Linked DNA regions of Homo sapiens: regions 1 and 3 are each linked to region 2. Evidence: chromatin loops called from intact Hi-C (ENCODE). Cell type or tissue: mammary epithelial cell. All regions are shown on one strand. Each heading gives the region's core, and the rest is flanking DNA. Links, peaks and the distances in the headings are about the cores only.

Region 1 (4,588 bases), core at 1,118-3,617, 220 kb before region 2:
CCTCAAGTGATTTGCCCGCCTTGGCCTCCCAAAGTGCTGGGATTACAGGCGTGAGCCACCACGCCCAGCCATGTATCATTACTTGTAACACACGTACCACAGTAATCTGAGATATTAATAATAGGGGAAACTTGGTGCAGGGCTATATAGAAACATACTTTTCCTGCAAATCTAGAACTGTTCTAAAGTAGAATGGTTATTTAAAAAATCAGGCCAGGCGCAGTGGCTCAGGCCCGTGATCCCAGCACTTTAGGATGCCAAGGCGGGTGGATCACAAGGTCAGGAGATTGAGACCATCCTGGCCAACATGGTGAAACCCCATCTTTACTAAAAATACAAAAAAATTCGCTGGGCGTGGTGACATGCGCCAGTAGTCCCAGCTACTCGGGAGGCTGAGGCAGGACAATCGCTTGAACCAGGGAGTCAGAGGTTGCAGTGAGCTGAGATCGTGCCACAGCACTCTAGCCTGGCAATAGAGTGAGACTCCGTCTCAAAAAAAGAAAAATCAAAGTAGCCACCAGAAATTACAGTAGTAGTCAGGTGAAATCCCAAGAGTAGGACCTGGCTGGGTGGGCCACCTGAGGGCTGCCCCTACTGGTACCTAGATGGCATACTGGCTGAGGGTAGGTCCCAGAGACCCAATAGCAACCCATCTGCCTCCCTCAGTGCAGAGCACTGCTCAGTAAATGCATGTGTGCAGCGTAAGATGTGAACTGCCCCAATTCCAGGCAAGACCTATAGGATGGGTGCAACGCACACCTACTTGTGAAATTCTAGTCCTGGGTGGAGCAGTAACCCACTTGAACCAGGGGATACCTCCTGAGGTTTAAACAAACCTCAGCTGGCAGCTGACAATAGAAATGCAAACAGCCAAGCCGGGCACGGTGGCTCACGCCTGTAATCCCAGCACTTTGGGAGGCTGAGGCGGGCGGATTGCTTGAGGTCAGGAGTTTGAGACCAGCCTGGCCAACATGGTGAAACCCCGTCTCTACTAAAAATACAAAAATTAGTGGAGCATGGTGGGGTGTGCTCCCACCTACTAGGGAGGCTGAGGCAGGAGAATCGCTTGAACCCAGGAGGTGGAGGTTGCAGTGACCAGAGATCGTGCCACTGCCCTCCAGCCTGGGCAACAGAGCAAGACTCTGTCTCAAAAAAAAAAAAAAAGCCAGGCGTGGTGGCTCACACCTGTAATCCCAGCACTTTGGGAGGCCAAGGTGGGCAGATCACGAGGTCAGGAGATTGAGACCATCCTGGCTAACATGGTGAAACCCCATCTCTACTAAAAATACAAAAAATTAGCCAGGCATGGTGGCCAGCACCTGTAGTCCCAGCTACTTGGGAGGCTGAGACAGGAGAATGGCGTGAACCCAGGAGGCGGAGCTTGCAGTGAGCCGAGACACGCCACTGCACTCCAGCCTGGGCAACAGAGCGAGACTCCGTCTCAAAAAAAAAAAAAAAAAGAAGGGAGGGAGGGAGGGAGGGGAGAAGGGAGGGAGAAAAGGAAGGAGGGAGAGAGAGGGAAAAGGAAGGAAGGGAAAGAGAGAGAAAGAACGAATGAAAAGAGAGAGAAAGAGGAAGGGAGGGAGGGAGGAAGGAAGGAAGGAAGGCAGGAAGGAAGGAAAAGAAGGAAAGAAGGAAAGAAAGAAAGAAAGCCCCTGATAGCTTTAGATTTGCTCATGCAGACCAGGCGCGATGGCTCATGCCTGTAATCCCAGCACTTTGGGAGGCCGAGGCAGGCGGATCACGAGGTCAGGAGATCAAGAGCATCCTGGCTAACATGGTGAAACCCCGTCTCTACTAAAAATACAAAAAAATTAGCCGGGCGTGGTTGCAGGTGCCTGTAGTCCCAGCTATTTGGGAGGCTGAGGCAGGAGAATGGCCTGAACCTGGGAGGCGGAGCTTGCAGTGAGCAGAGATCACGCCACTGCACTCCAGCCTGGGTGACACAGGGAGACTCTGTCTCAGAAAAAAAAAAAAAATAGATTTGCTCACGCATTTTTCCCACCTGGTGCCTGTTCGCTCAAGTTTCCTTTGCCCACCCGTCCTGGGTCTCTGGGCTGCAGGCAGAGCAGCTCCCAAGCTTCTCCAAGTTCACTGGCCCCTCTTCCCACCTTAAAACCAGCTGCATCAGCAGAAGAGATTATGCCAGGTATTAAAAGCCCGCCAGGGGGCGGGGGTGGGGTGGGGTAGGATTGCCAGGCCAGCATGCTAGAGGCCCAGGCACCTGCAGGGACACCAGGAACAGCTGTCCACCAGCTGGAAGGGCCACTGCTCCCCTACATGTGCCCAAAACCTGACCTTCCCTGTGCCTCTAGCTGAAGTTTGCTCCAGTCCAGGCTCACAAGGCAGTGGTCTGTGGTCAGCTATGCATGGGGCTTGGGATGCTAGGATTGTGGTGGAAGTGAGGGAAAGATTTAGGGCTGAGCCAGGTGAGGGGACACTGGAGAATTTTCACAGCTGGGCTGATCCTGGAGCAGGAGTGAGAGCAGTGGTGGGATGTGCAGGATGGGCTGGAGGGACCTGCAGACCTCTCTGGATGGATGATGCTCCAGCACCCGCTCAGGGTGAAGACAAGCAGGGTTCAGGATGAAGACCTCTCACCTAAGCAGCAAGGGTCGACCCTGCCCCTCTCCCTGCCCTGTCCCCTGAAGCTGCTAGTCAGTTGCAGCGTGAGTACTGGGGCAGAAACTGTCCTCTCCGGAGAAGTGCTCACACTGCAGGGGACACTGCTGGGGGTTCAGGGGAGAATGGGACCCTCACCCCCGTGAGTAACTAGGGATCAGTAACTAGGTAGCCGCCTTCCTGCAGCAGGCCACCCTCTGGCCCCTGCTTCTTAGCTGCAACCTCTGCAAGGTCCTGGCCCATATAGGTGTGACCTGTGAGGAGGTTAAAGGAAAGGTACCTTAGCCCCTGGCTGGGGCTCTCTCTCTGAAGTGCACCTGTAGTCCCAGCTCCTCGAGGCTGAGGCAAGAGGATCACCTGAGCCCAAAAGTTTGAGGCTACAGTGAGCTATGGTCACGCCACTGCACTCCAGTCTGGGTGAAAAAACGAGACCCTTTCTCTAAAAAAAAAAGGAAGTCCAGGCGTGGTGGCTCATGCCTATAATCCCAACATTTTGGGAAGCCAAGCCAAGGTAGGCGGATCACCTGTCGGGAGTTTGAGACCAGCCTGACCAACATGGCGAAACCCCACCTCTACTAAAAATACAAAATTAGCTGGGTGTGGTGGCATATGCCTGTAATCCCAGCTACGCGGGAGGCTGAGGCAGGAGAATCGCTTGAACCCAGGAGGCAAATATTGCAGTGAGCCAAGATCACGCCATTGCACTCCAGCCTGGGCAACAAGAGCGAAAGTCCGTCTCAAAAAAAAGAAAGCAAAAGAAAAAGAAAGGGCACATTGGCCGGGCGTGGTGGCTCATGCCTATAATCCTGGCACTTTGGGAAGCCGAGGCGAGCAGATCACCTGAGGTCAGGAGTTCAAGACCAGCCTGGCCAACATGGCAAAACCCTGTCTCTACTACAAATACAAAAATTAGCCAGGGGTCGTGGCAGGCACTTGTAATCCCAGCTACTCGGGAGGCTGAGGCAGGAGAATCACTTGAACCCAGGAGGCTGAGTTTGCAGTAAGCGGAGATCATACCACTGCACTCCAGCCTGGGGTGACAGAGCGAGACTGTGTCAATAATAATAATAATAATAATAATAATAATAATAATAATAAATAAGGGGCATCTTTGGCTTTGGGTGGAGCCAGGCTGGTGGCTGCAGGGGCCCCATGGGAGCAGGGAGGCCGGGAGACACTGCTACCAGGGACCTCCACTCACCTGCCTCCTGCCCTCCCAACTCTGCCTTAGAGCCCAGCAGGCTGCCTCCCAGCAGGCTGGCTCTTGCAGTGGGATGTGGCACAGGAGGTTTTTGTTTCCAGCGGGCTTTCCTTCCCACATCTGCAAGTTCAAACTCAATGCCCATGATCCCTAGAAAGCCTTGGTAAAGGATGTCACTAAGTCTGACATTCTCTCAAACTGAACTTTTTTTTTTTTTCTGGTGCCCACCATACCCTACCCTAGTTCTCTCAGAGCATCCAAAGAACTCTCCAGAACTCTCCATTGCCCTCTGTAGCTCTGGATGTGGTGCCTACCACGGGCCGTTGGCAGTCCCGATTCTGTGTCTCTGACCAGGGGTTGCTCAGGCCACTGACTCTGCACACACATGGGGCAGTGAGTGTGCCAGGGAGCCAACAGCCTCTGGAAGCAGCCCACAACCAATGGCAGGTGGCAGCGGGTGGATAAGGAAAATGTGGAGTCCCCTTCTACACTGTCTCCCAGAGGTGTCCAGCCAGGCAGCACCAGCAGCCACTGCAGTGACTTGCTCGACGATGCACCCTTCGTTGGTTCTCTTCCCTCCCTTGTCTTACTTTCCACTCCTCTGTCAGTATTTCCTAGGACCATTTCCCAAATAAACTTCTTGCACTTGAATCCTTGCCTCAAGGTTTGCTTCTGGGTGAATTCGAAGTAAGGCACAGTGGCTCACACCTGTAATCCCAGCACTTTGGGAGGCTGAGGAGGATTGATCACCTGAGGTCATGAGTT
Region 2 (4,588 bases), core at 1,249-3,748:
ATTGCTCGAACCTGGGAGGCTGAGGTCGCAATGAGCCAAGATTGCGCCATTGCACTCCAGCTTGGGTGACAGAGTGAGACTCCGTCTCCAAAAAAAAATAAAAATAAAAAAAACCCTATGTATACACAAAGCTCACCCAAATTGCTAAAGGGGCAAAAAATAATAAGAAGGATATAAAATGAAAAGTAAATCTCACTCCTACTCTGTCCTCTAGTCCTTCACATCTACTCAGGCAATGACTTGTTACCAGCTGCCTTTGATGCCCTCCAGGTACCCCATGCTTATGTAATCAAATATATTGGTATGTGTATTTTTTAAAAATACAGACAATAGCATGTTAACATACTATTCTACACTTTGAAAATTGGTTCATATCAGAGTTCCACATCGGTACCGTGGTGTTATATATACATTGGTTTTCATCCAGGCTCCTGGCTCATAACCCTCATAGCCCTTGTTCAGTCTTTTGTTCTAATGTTGAGTGTGTCAGGCCTCAGGAGCAGGCCGCAGGAAACAACCTCTTGACATTCTGCCCTCCTCTCCCTTGCCCCAAGGCAGGGCTCTACTGTTCACCCTCACTTTCAGATTGTGGGTTATAAGACCCTCCCCAGAGAGACCCTCCTCCTCACTCTATACCCTGGTGTAAGGAATGCTGATGTCATGAAGCTTCCATTAAAAACCCAAGAGGACTGGCTTCTTGGAGCTCTGGGTAGCTGACCATGTGCAGGTTCCTCCCCGGTGGTGCACCTAGGGAGGGTGTGCACACTCCGCACCCTCCCCCGTGCACATCTTTTCACCTTTATCCTTTGTAGTATCCTTTATAATAAGCCACTAAACGTAAGTGTTTCTTTGAGTTCTGTGAGCTGCTCCAGCAAATTAATCAAACCGAAAGAGGGGATCGTGGGAACCCCAACTTGAAGCTGGTCAGGCAGAAGTTCTGGAGGCCTGGACTTTTGACTGGGATCTGAGGGGAGGGAGATGCAGTCTTGGGGGCTGAGCCTCAACCTGTGCGATCCGACACTATCTCCCGGTAGACAGAGTTGGAATTGAATTGGAGGCCACCCAGCTGGTCTGTTGCTTGGTGTGTGGGGAGAAAAACCCCACACCTTTTTTTTTTTTTTTTGAGATGGATTCTCACTCTTGTCCACCCAGGCTAGAGTGCAATGGCGCAATCTTGGCTCACTGCAACCACCACCTTCCAGGTTGAAGCGATTCTCCTGCCGCAGCCTCCCGAGTAGCTAGGATTACAGGTGCCCACCACCATGCCTGGCTAATTTTTTTTGGTATTTTTAGTAGAGATGGGGGTTTCACCATGCTGGCGAGGCTGGTCTCGAACTCCTGACCTCAGGTGATCCACCCGTTTCGGCCTCCCAAAACGCTAGGATTACAGGCGTGAGCCATTGCGCCTGGCCAACCCAATATCTTTGGTCACCAAAGTCTTACGTGTTGATAATTGTGATGGTGTGAGAGCAGAGGAAAAACGCCATTTGAGTTTTCCCCCCAAATAGTACATAAAAGATTTGCCTCATTTAAAAAATAACCACACATGTTCTATTTTATGGAATCCATCAGTTAAGTGGTCATTTATTGATGAACATTTAGGTTGTCTGAGGGCTCCCCCCCGCCCCCATTCCAGGTAATGCTTTATAAAGCACTTTTGTGGCCGGGCGGGGTGGCTCACGCCTGTAATCCCAGCACTTCGGGAGGCCAAGGCGGGTGGATAACGAGGTCAGGAGATCGAGACCATCCTGGCTAACACGGTGAAACCCCGTTTCTACTAAAAATACAAAAAAATTAGCCGGGCATGGTGGCGGGCGCCTGTAGTCCCAGCTACTCGGGAGAATGGCGTGAACCCGGGAGGCGGAGCTTGCAGTGAGCCGAGATAGTGCCACTGCACTCCAGCCTGGGCGACAGAGAGAGACTCCATCTCCAAAAAAAAAAATCTTTTCTTTTTTTTTTTTTGTGCCACGACGCTGGCTAATTTTCATATTTTTAGTAGAAGAGGGGGTCTCGCCATGTTGCCCAGGCTGGTCTCTAACTCCTGACCTCAGGTGATCCACCCCCTCCGTCTCCCAAAGTCCTGGGATTACAGACGTGAGCCACCGCGCCTGCCCCAATACCATCGTTTTCTAGAAATGAGGAAACTGAGGCTCAGAGAAGTAACTACTAATCTCTAACAGAGCCGGAATCAGATCCTAGGTTTCTAGATTCTCATTCCAAGAGACTAACGCGGGAGCGGGGAAGGTGGCTCCTGGGCAGTCAACTGACTGCACATTTCCGCCCAAGGCGGGACCTGGATCCAGAAGTGCTTGGAGCTCGCGGGTGGGAGGATCAGGATGACTGCTGCTCCCGGAGCCCGACTTCAACTCCCACCGGGCATAGGAGCCTCTCAGCAGCGCGAGGGGTCGCCCAGCCTGGACCTGGAACGCTTGCAGCACGACCGTCGCGCGCTTCCCTCCGGAACCAGCTCCCACCGTCACAGCCCCCTCCCTCGGCCGCTCCCGGCTCAGCCCAGGCTGGGGCGGGGCCTCGGAAGCAACTGCCCTCGCCCTAGCCAGGGCTGCCGCTTGTTAGGCCAAGTTTTCAAACGGCAAAATCAACCGCGCTGAAGAGACTGTGCCTCCTTCTCTTCACTCCGCATCCCAGACGCCTCAGAGAAACTACCTTTCAGACCTTCGCGGCCTCTCCTGCGCCCGCAGCGCCCGGCAGCTGGGGACCCGGGCTTAGCCACATCGACCGCAACGTTCGCGCGCCACCTTGTGTCCATTCCCTTAGCCTCCAGGGACAACCCGGAAACCACATTTCCCAGCGTGCCGAGCGCCTCTGCGCAGGCGCAAAGAGTTTCCCTCGTTGCCATGGGAACCTCGCCCCTTCTAGAGTCCTGGCCGCTTGACTCAGCTAAGCGCGAAGGTGTTGTTTCTTCCTGAGGTGCGCTGGGGCTGGGACCCGGTCTGCAGAAGGTCCAGGGGATGGCGTCGGGGGATTGAGGAGAGGAGACCAAGCCGGCCTTGCCTCCGGGACCAGCGCTTCCAAATTCTCTGGGGCGTCCCGGCGCGCACACGCTCCTGAGGCCTCGGCGTTCTGAGGAAAGGGGCTGGCGTGGCGACCCGGGTCCTCGAGGCCGAGATCTGGCTGTGGCCCGCGAAGCCCCGCTTGCCCGCGCCAGCGTCTTGTCACCCCGAGCCGAGGGCCTGCGCGCGGCCGACAGGTACTCCCGGGCGCTGGCAGCCCACGGGGAGGGTTCGCGGCGCAGGTGAACGCGGAGGTAGAATCAGACAGGGCAGTGAGTGCGCCCGGGGCTGGATCTGGCTCAGCCGCTGGTGGATTCGGAACCCGGGAGGCCCCCAGGCCCGGTGGGCTTCAGTTCCCACGCTCTGTAAAATGGGGCTTGGACTGGAATTCTAGTGTCCATTGAGATTCTGTTGCAGAGCAGCCCCCTGGCTCTGTGTGACCTACGAGTTCCTTCCTCTGTAAAATACGGAGGCTGAGACCGATGATCCTAACGTCTCTTCCTACGGTGCAGTATGTTACACACTGCTGGCCCCATTGCCCCTTATTGCACCCCAAGTGCAAGAAGAAAGAAGGGGACCTGGGATGATCTGAGCAAGACTCTCAGCTTGGGATCTAGAGTCAGAGAAACTTGGGTTTGTGACTTTGGGCAAAGTTAGGACATCTCTTGAGACTCAGCTTCTTCATTTGCAAGATTGGGGATAATGTTAATACTACCTCAGGTTTTTGAGGATTAAATGAGATGACGCATGTAAGTTTTTAGCCCAGGGACTGCATAGAGGAACTGCTATCCCAGGTCCCAACTATCGTTTCTGATAATTTCTACAATAGTCCCTAGCCACCATAAGACCTTTTCTTAATTTTTGAATTCACTTTATTTCTGGGCAAGTTCATTCTCCTAAGCAGGGCGGTTTTTTGCTTTTTGTTCGTTTGTTTATTTTGAGACAGGGTCTCACTGTCACCCAGGCTGGGGTGCGGTGGCGTGATCTCTGCTTACTGCAACCTCCTCCTCCTGGGTTCAAGCGATTATCGTGCCTCAGCCTCCTGAGTAGCTGGGACTACAGGCGTGTGCCATCGCTCCCGGCTAATTTTTGTATTTTTTGTTAGAGATGGGGTTTCACCATGTTGGCCAGGCTGGTCTCAAACTCCTGGCCTCAAGAGATCTGCCCGCCTCGGCCTCCCAAATTGTTGGGATTACAGGCGTGAGCCACCACACCTGGCTAGGCAGGATGGTTTTATAGGCTGATTTTGATGGGGAAACTTGAGTCTTTTCACCCAAGGTTGGATGCTCAAGGCCAGTGTATTGCCTCCCTTCAGCTGTAGGCTGAATTATAGCGTTACCACACAGCATTTAGGGAGGATGCAGGCTTAATGCCACATAGTAGGGTGGATACTTAAGATTCATAGAGGATGTGAGTACTTATGATGCAAAAACAGCTGAATATAGAATTATGTATTTACATAAGACTGGTTACTTTCATGGTTATAAAGAATGCGTAAGAATTCTATGCTGCTTGCATTGAGTTCAAGCTTTGTGTTAATTGAGAAAATTGTAACAAGGAGTTTTAAATTAATGAAA
Region 3 (4,588 bases), core at 747-3,246, 66 kb after region 2:
TTTGTCCCCAAGAGATTCTTGTAGGACTTCAGTGGGTTGAAGAGGGCTGGAGGTGGGAAGGGTGGAGTCTCATGGCACAGTCAGCTCTGAAGGCATGAGAGAAACCAACCAGTCTTGACCCAGCCCCGTCCTAGGCTTTCAGGTTGTCTAGAAGACATGGGTGGTTTAGGTCTATGAAGAGCTCAACCACTTTCTTTTTTTTTTTTATTTGAGACAGAGTCTCTCTCTGTCACCCAGGCTGGAGTCCAGTGGCGTGATCTCGGCTCAATGCAACCTCCCCCTCCCGGGTTCAAGCTATTCTCCCGCCTCAGTCTCCCGAGTAGCTGGGAGGCAGGCACCCACCATCATGCCCAGCTAATTTGAGGCTCACCCGCTTTCTAGCACCCACAGCCATCTTTCTGAGGCCCACCTTGTGGTCCTTAACAGAGCACTCTGTACATATTTCCGTTTTAGCCTTTGACTGTTGCAAGATTTCAAAATGAAACAGGAACTTAAGGAGATATACAAAGGGCTATGATGCAGAGAAAGGAGAGGTCAGAAGAGGGAGACGTCGGGAGATTTTGGAGATACGGCAGGGAGAATTTGAGTGGCAAAAAGTGGGGGGCCACACCTGACCTGGAACCAGGACAGGAGCTGGGGAGGAGCTGGCATTCAGACCCATGGAATCCCGTCACCTCCCAAAAGCTTTTGGAAGCCCCTGCTATATATGCCTTGCTGAACAGTGTGGACCTACAGAGAAACACAGCCTGCCTGCCAGGGACTCGGGAGCTGGTGGGACAGTGGGCAAGATAACTTCAATACCAACTAGAGATATGGGCGGCCTGCCAGGAGGCTCAGTGCAGACAAGGGCACCTGGAGCAGGCCTCCTCCAGCCTCCAGCTCAGCAGGGAACTTGAGAAAGATCCCTGGATTCTTTAGCATCAGAAAGCCCAGATCTACCACTTATAAGTGACCTGCCTGGGCAACATAGCAAGATCCCCCCCTACTTCCCCAAAAAATTAGCCAGGCATGGTGGCACACACCTGTAGTCCTACCTACTTGGGAGGCTGAGGTGACAGGATTGCTTGAGCCCAGGAGTTCAAGGCTGTAGTGAGCTATTGAGCCACTGCACTCCAGCCTGGGTGACAGAGTGAGACCCCATCTCCAAAAAAAAAAAAAAAAAAAAAAAAAGTGAGCCTCTTAGCCTCACCAAACCTCCAGGGTTCGGTGAGGCCCAGATGAGATAATAAAGTAAAAGGGCTTTGCAAGCTCCGGAGCTCTAAGGAGACGGGAGAGTCCTCTGATCTCCCCACGGTGTAGGCTATCGCTCCCATTTACTGAGCTCTTCCCAATTCTCTGGCACTGCAGTGAAGCATTTGAATACAGCACGCAATCTCACATAGCCCTCCTGAGGCCGGTGCTGTTGTAGTTGCCATTTTACCATGGGTAAACTGAGGCACAGAGTTATATAACTTTTCCAAGTTACACAGGCAGGCAGCCTGGCTCTGGAGCCACCCGGCTCTTAATTAGTAGCCTCCTCCTCACCCTGCCCCTAGTTCCTAAAAATCTCCTCCCTGCCCCCATCTCCCCAGTAATAAGCCTGTCTCAGCCTGGGAGGATGCCCTCTCTGTCCCCTTCTGTCCCACCCCGCACAACATGAGCACAAAACTGCCCCCACAGAGGCCTGCCCAAGGCGGATCAGCAAGGTCTCTGTTCCCGAAGCTGGGACTGGACACGGTGTCTGTCTCCCTCTGCTGGTCTCTTAGGGGACAGCCCAGCCGGGATGCTTTCCCTGAAGCTGGTGGCACCTTATCTCTCCCCAACAGTGGATGCTGAGTATTGGGGAGGTTGAGGAAAAGGCCAGGGACACAGGTCAGGCTCTAACTTACGGGACTCCACGTTGCCTCTTGGGGTCCATGTTGCCAGAAGCCTGCCTCTAACAGGAGTGCAAAGGGGGGTCTTAGGGAGACCGGGCCACCTCCCTGATGCCTGCCCTGGGGGACGGGCCTCAAACAGCCTCCTTCCCCTTCTAACCCATGAATGGAGCCATCATCCATGGATGTATCTAAATCTTTTGTGAAGCTGTTTCTATTTCCAGCTGAGACGACATCTTGGGATAATGAGTTCCATCAGCGTCCTCCCCTGCTGGGTGAAGCACACTGCCTTTTATTTGTCCTAAACTTACCTCACTTGCGCTCCAAGGGGGCCTGTAATTCCAGTGTGCCAGGTTTTGGTGAACAAGCCTGAACTTCTCCCTTCCCATCCTCACTGTGGGTTTAAAAAAATTCATCCTGGCCGGGCGCGGTGGCTCACGCCTGTAATCCCAGCACTTTGGGAGGCCGAGGTGGGCGGATCACGAGGTCAGGAGATCGAGACCATCCTGGCTAACACGATGAAACCCCCGTCTCTACTAAAAATACAAAAAATTAGCCGGGCATGGTGGCGGGCGCCTGTAGTCCCAGCTACTCGGGAGGCTCAGGCAGGAGAATGGCATGAACCTGGGAGGCGGAGCTGACAGTGAGCCGAGATCGCGCCACTGCACTCCAGCCTGGGCGACAGAGCGAGACTCTGTCTGAAAAAAAAAAATTTCATCCCATCTCCCCTCCACCTCCAGCCCTGCAGACTCAAAAGACCTGGTCCCTCATCTGCGCACAGTGCCTGGCAGTGTGGGCACATCCATTATCTCATGCCAGGCTCCAGCAGCTTGGGAGGAAGGCAAGGGCTCACATTCTCCTCTCAAGGCAGAGGACACAGAGGGCCCAGAATCATGGGGCCAGCACGTGGTGCCGCTGGAGGCAGCAGTAGCAGCAGCCTCTCTCCAGAGCCTCTTCCCCATGGGCTGACTCTTCTGACCTTAACCAAGAGTCTTCTTTTTTTTTTTGAGATGGAATCTTGTCCTGTTGCCCAGGCTGGAGTGCAGTGGAGGGATCTCTGCTCACGGCAGCCTCCATCTTCCAGGTTAAAGTGATTCTCCTGGCTGGGCGCAGTGGCTCACGCCTGTAATCCCAGCACCTTGGGAGGCTGAGGCGGGTGGATCATGAGGTCAGGAGATCGAGACCATCCTGGCTAACACAGTGAAACCCCATCTCTACTAAAAATACAAAAAGTTTGCCGGGCGTGGTGGTGGGCGCCTGTAGTCACAGCTACTTGGGAGGCTGAGGCAGGAGAATGGCGTGAACCCGGGAGGTGGAGCTGACAGTGAGCCGAGATCGCGCCACTGCCCTCCAGCCTGGGTGACAGAGCGAGACTCTGTCTCAAAAAAAAAAAAAAAAGTGATTCTCCTGCCTCAGCCTCCTGAGTAGCTGGAATTACAGGTGTGTGCCACCACGCCCGGCTAATTTTTGTATTTTTTTTTAGTAGAGAAGGGGTTTCACCATGTTGGCCAGGCTGGTCTTCAACTCCTGACCTCAAGCAATCTGCCTACCTTGGCCTCTCAAAGTGTTGGGATTACAGGTGTGAGCCACCGTGCCTGGCCAAGAGTCTTCTGAATATTTGCCAGTTTCTGGACAGCAGGCCTTTTCTCTGTAATGTTTCCTTGCGAGACTTTCCTCCTGGGATCCTTGTGTAGATTCACCCTAGCTTTGTCCAAGCTGATGGTTTGTTTTGTCTCCAGTCCCGGCCCAAGGATACTGTAAGGATGACTCGAGCTGGAGGGGCAGGACGCAGCAATCATAGTCGCAGCAGTGCTAACAGCAGATTCTAAGAGCTGCGTAAATATTAAGTTACTCCTCACAACAGCCCTTTGAGGTGGAAACAGGCTTGGAGAACATAAGCAACTTGTCCATTTTTGCACAACTTGTTAAGTGATGGAGACTGCGGCTAGGCTGGATTCAGACCTACACGGGCTGGCATCCACAACTGCATTCTCAACCTCAACAGACAATCGTGGGTTCAAGTCCCGAAACCTCTCTGAATTCCGTACTCTTCAGTCATTCAGCACAGACTTATTACACCACTGCTGTGTGCCAAACATCATTCTGATTTCTGGGAGAAATGCCAGGGAACAAGAAAGGCAGGGGCAGAGCTTGGCTGGGGGGCTGGCAGCACTTGGAATGCCACAAACTCATTACAAGCAGGGCAGGTACCCTGCCAGCTCAGAGCTGCCTTGCCTGCCTGGTTACCCCACAGTAACCATACAAATGCCAGTCCCTGTGTGTGCATGATGAGAAGAAAACAAGCCAGAGTAAACTCCTGAACCCTAAACTCCTCTACTCCTCTGCCCCTTCTGACTTTTAGTTACCCTGATCTGGAAAAATGCCAGCCATGAGTAATACTGTCTGTGCTCCTTTGTCTGTAAGGAGGGCTGCATGGGGAATCCCATGGTGGGACAGAGCAGTGCCTGGCAAATGAGCCCCACCAATGGCTTCTCAGCAACTGTGCTTTCCTGGCCAGCCCGTGCTCTAACCTCACCCCTCTCAGACTGTTTCATCCTCCAGGAAGCTCTCCCTCATGCTCCTGACCAGGTCTTCCCCAGGACATATTCGCAGAGCCCACGTCATCATCATTCCTGATCCTTCTCAAAGGTGTAATTTCATATTTACCTTGATGATTCTTTGGCTAATCTCAGTCTTCCCCCACTAGACCCCCGCCCTCCCCAGCTCAGGAGACC

Evidence for each region. Peaks named below come from ENCODE experiments on the same cell type or tissue, not always from the same donor. Only the 100,000 strongest peaks of a DNase experiment are listed, where the experiment ranks them.
Region 1: it touches region 2 in a loop (5-fold over the local background); 47 of 110 quality-filtered maps call a loop at or near these places.
Region 3: it touches region 2 in a loop (8-fold over the local background); 13 of 110 quality-filtered maps call a loop at or near these places.

Annotation. Positions count from the first base shown.
Region 1 is chr11:67,092,933-67,097,520 of GRCh38, forward strand. No RefSeq gene overlaps it. Among named protein-coding and RNA genes, the nearest start is that of KDM2A, 24 kb to the right of the region's middle. RefSeq lists a silencer at 2,197-2,266 and an enhancer at 2,367-2,426. In mammary epithelial cell, for the core only: a CTCF peak has its summit at 2,158 (motif pointing right); no DNase peak of the experiment used is centred there.
Region 2 is chr11:67,314,990-67,319,577 of GRCh38, forward strand. LOC100130987 (a long non-coding RNA gene) reads left to right here and starts at 2,850. Exons shown (of 4, transcript NR_024469.1): 1 at 2,850-3,208. RefSeq lists enhancers at 2,481-2,530, 2,571-3,000 and a silencer at 3,221-3,270. In mammary epithelial cell, for the core only: a CTCF peak has its summit at 2,765 (motif pointing left); DNase peaks (open chromatin) are centred at 2,302 and 2,812; H3K4me3 peaks cover 1,803 bases; H3K27ac peaks cover 1,779 bases.
Region 3 is chr11:67,381,001-67,385,588 of GRCh38, forward strand. The region is part of intron 2 of LOC100130987 (a long non-coding RNA gene); the gene reads left to right. Among named protein-coding and RNA genes, the nearest start is that of RAD9A, 8.7 kb to the right of the region's middle. In mammary epithelial cell, for the core only: a CTCF peak has its summit at 1,733 (motif pointing left); a DNase peak (open chromatin) is centred at 1,721.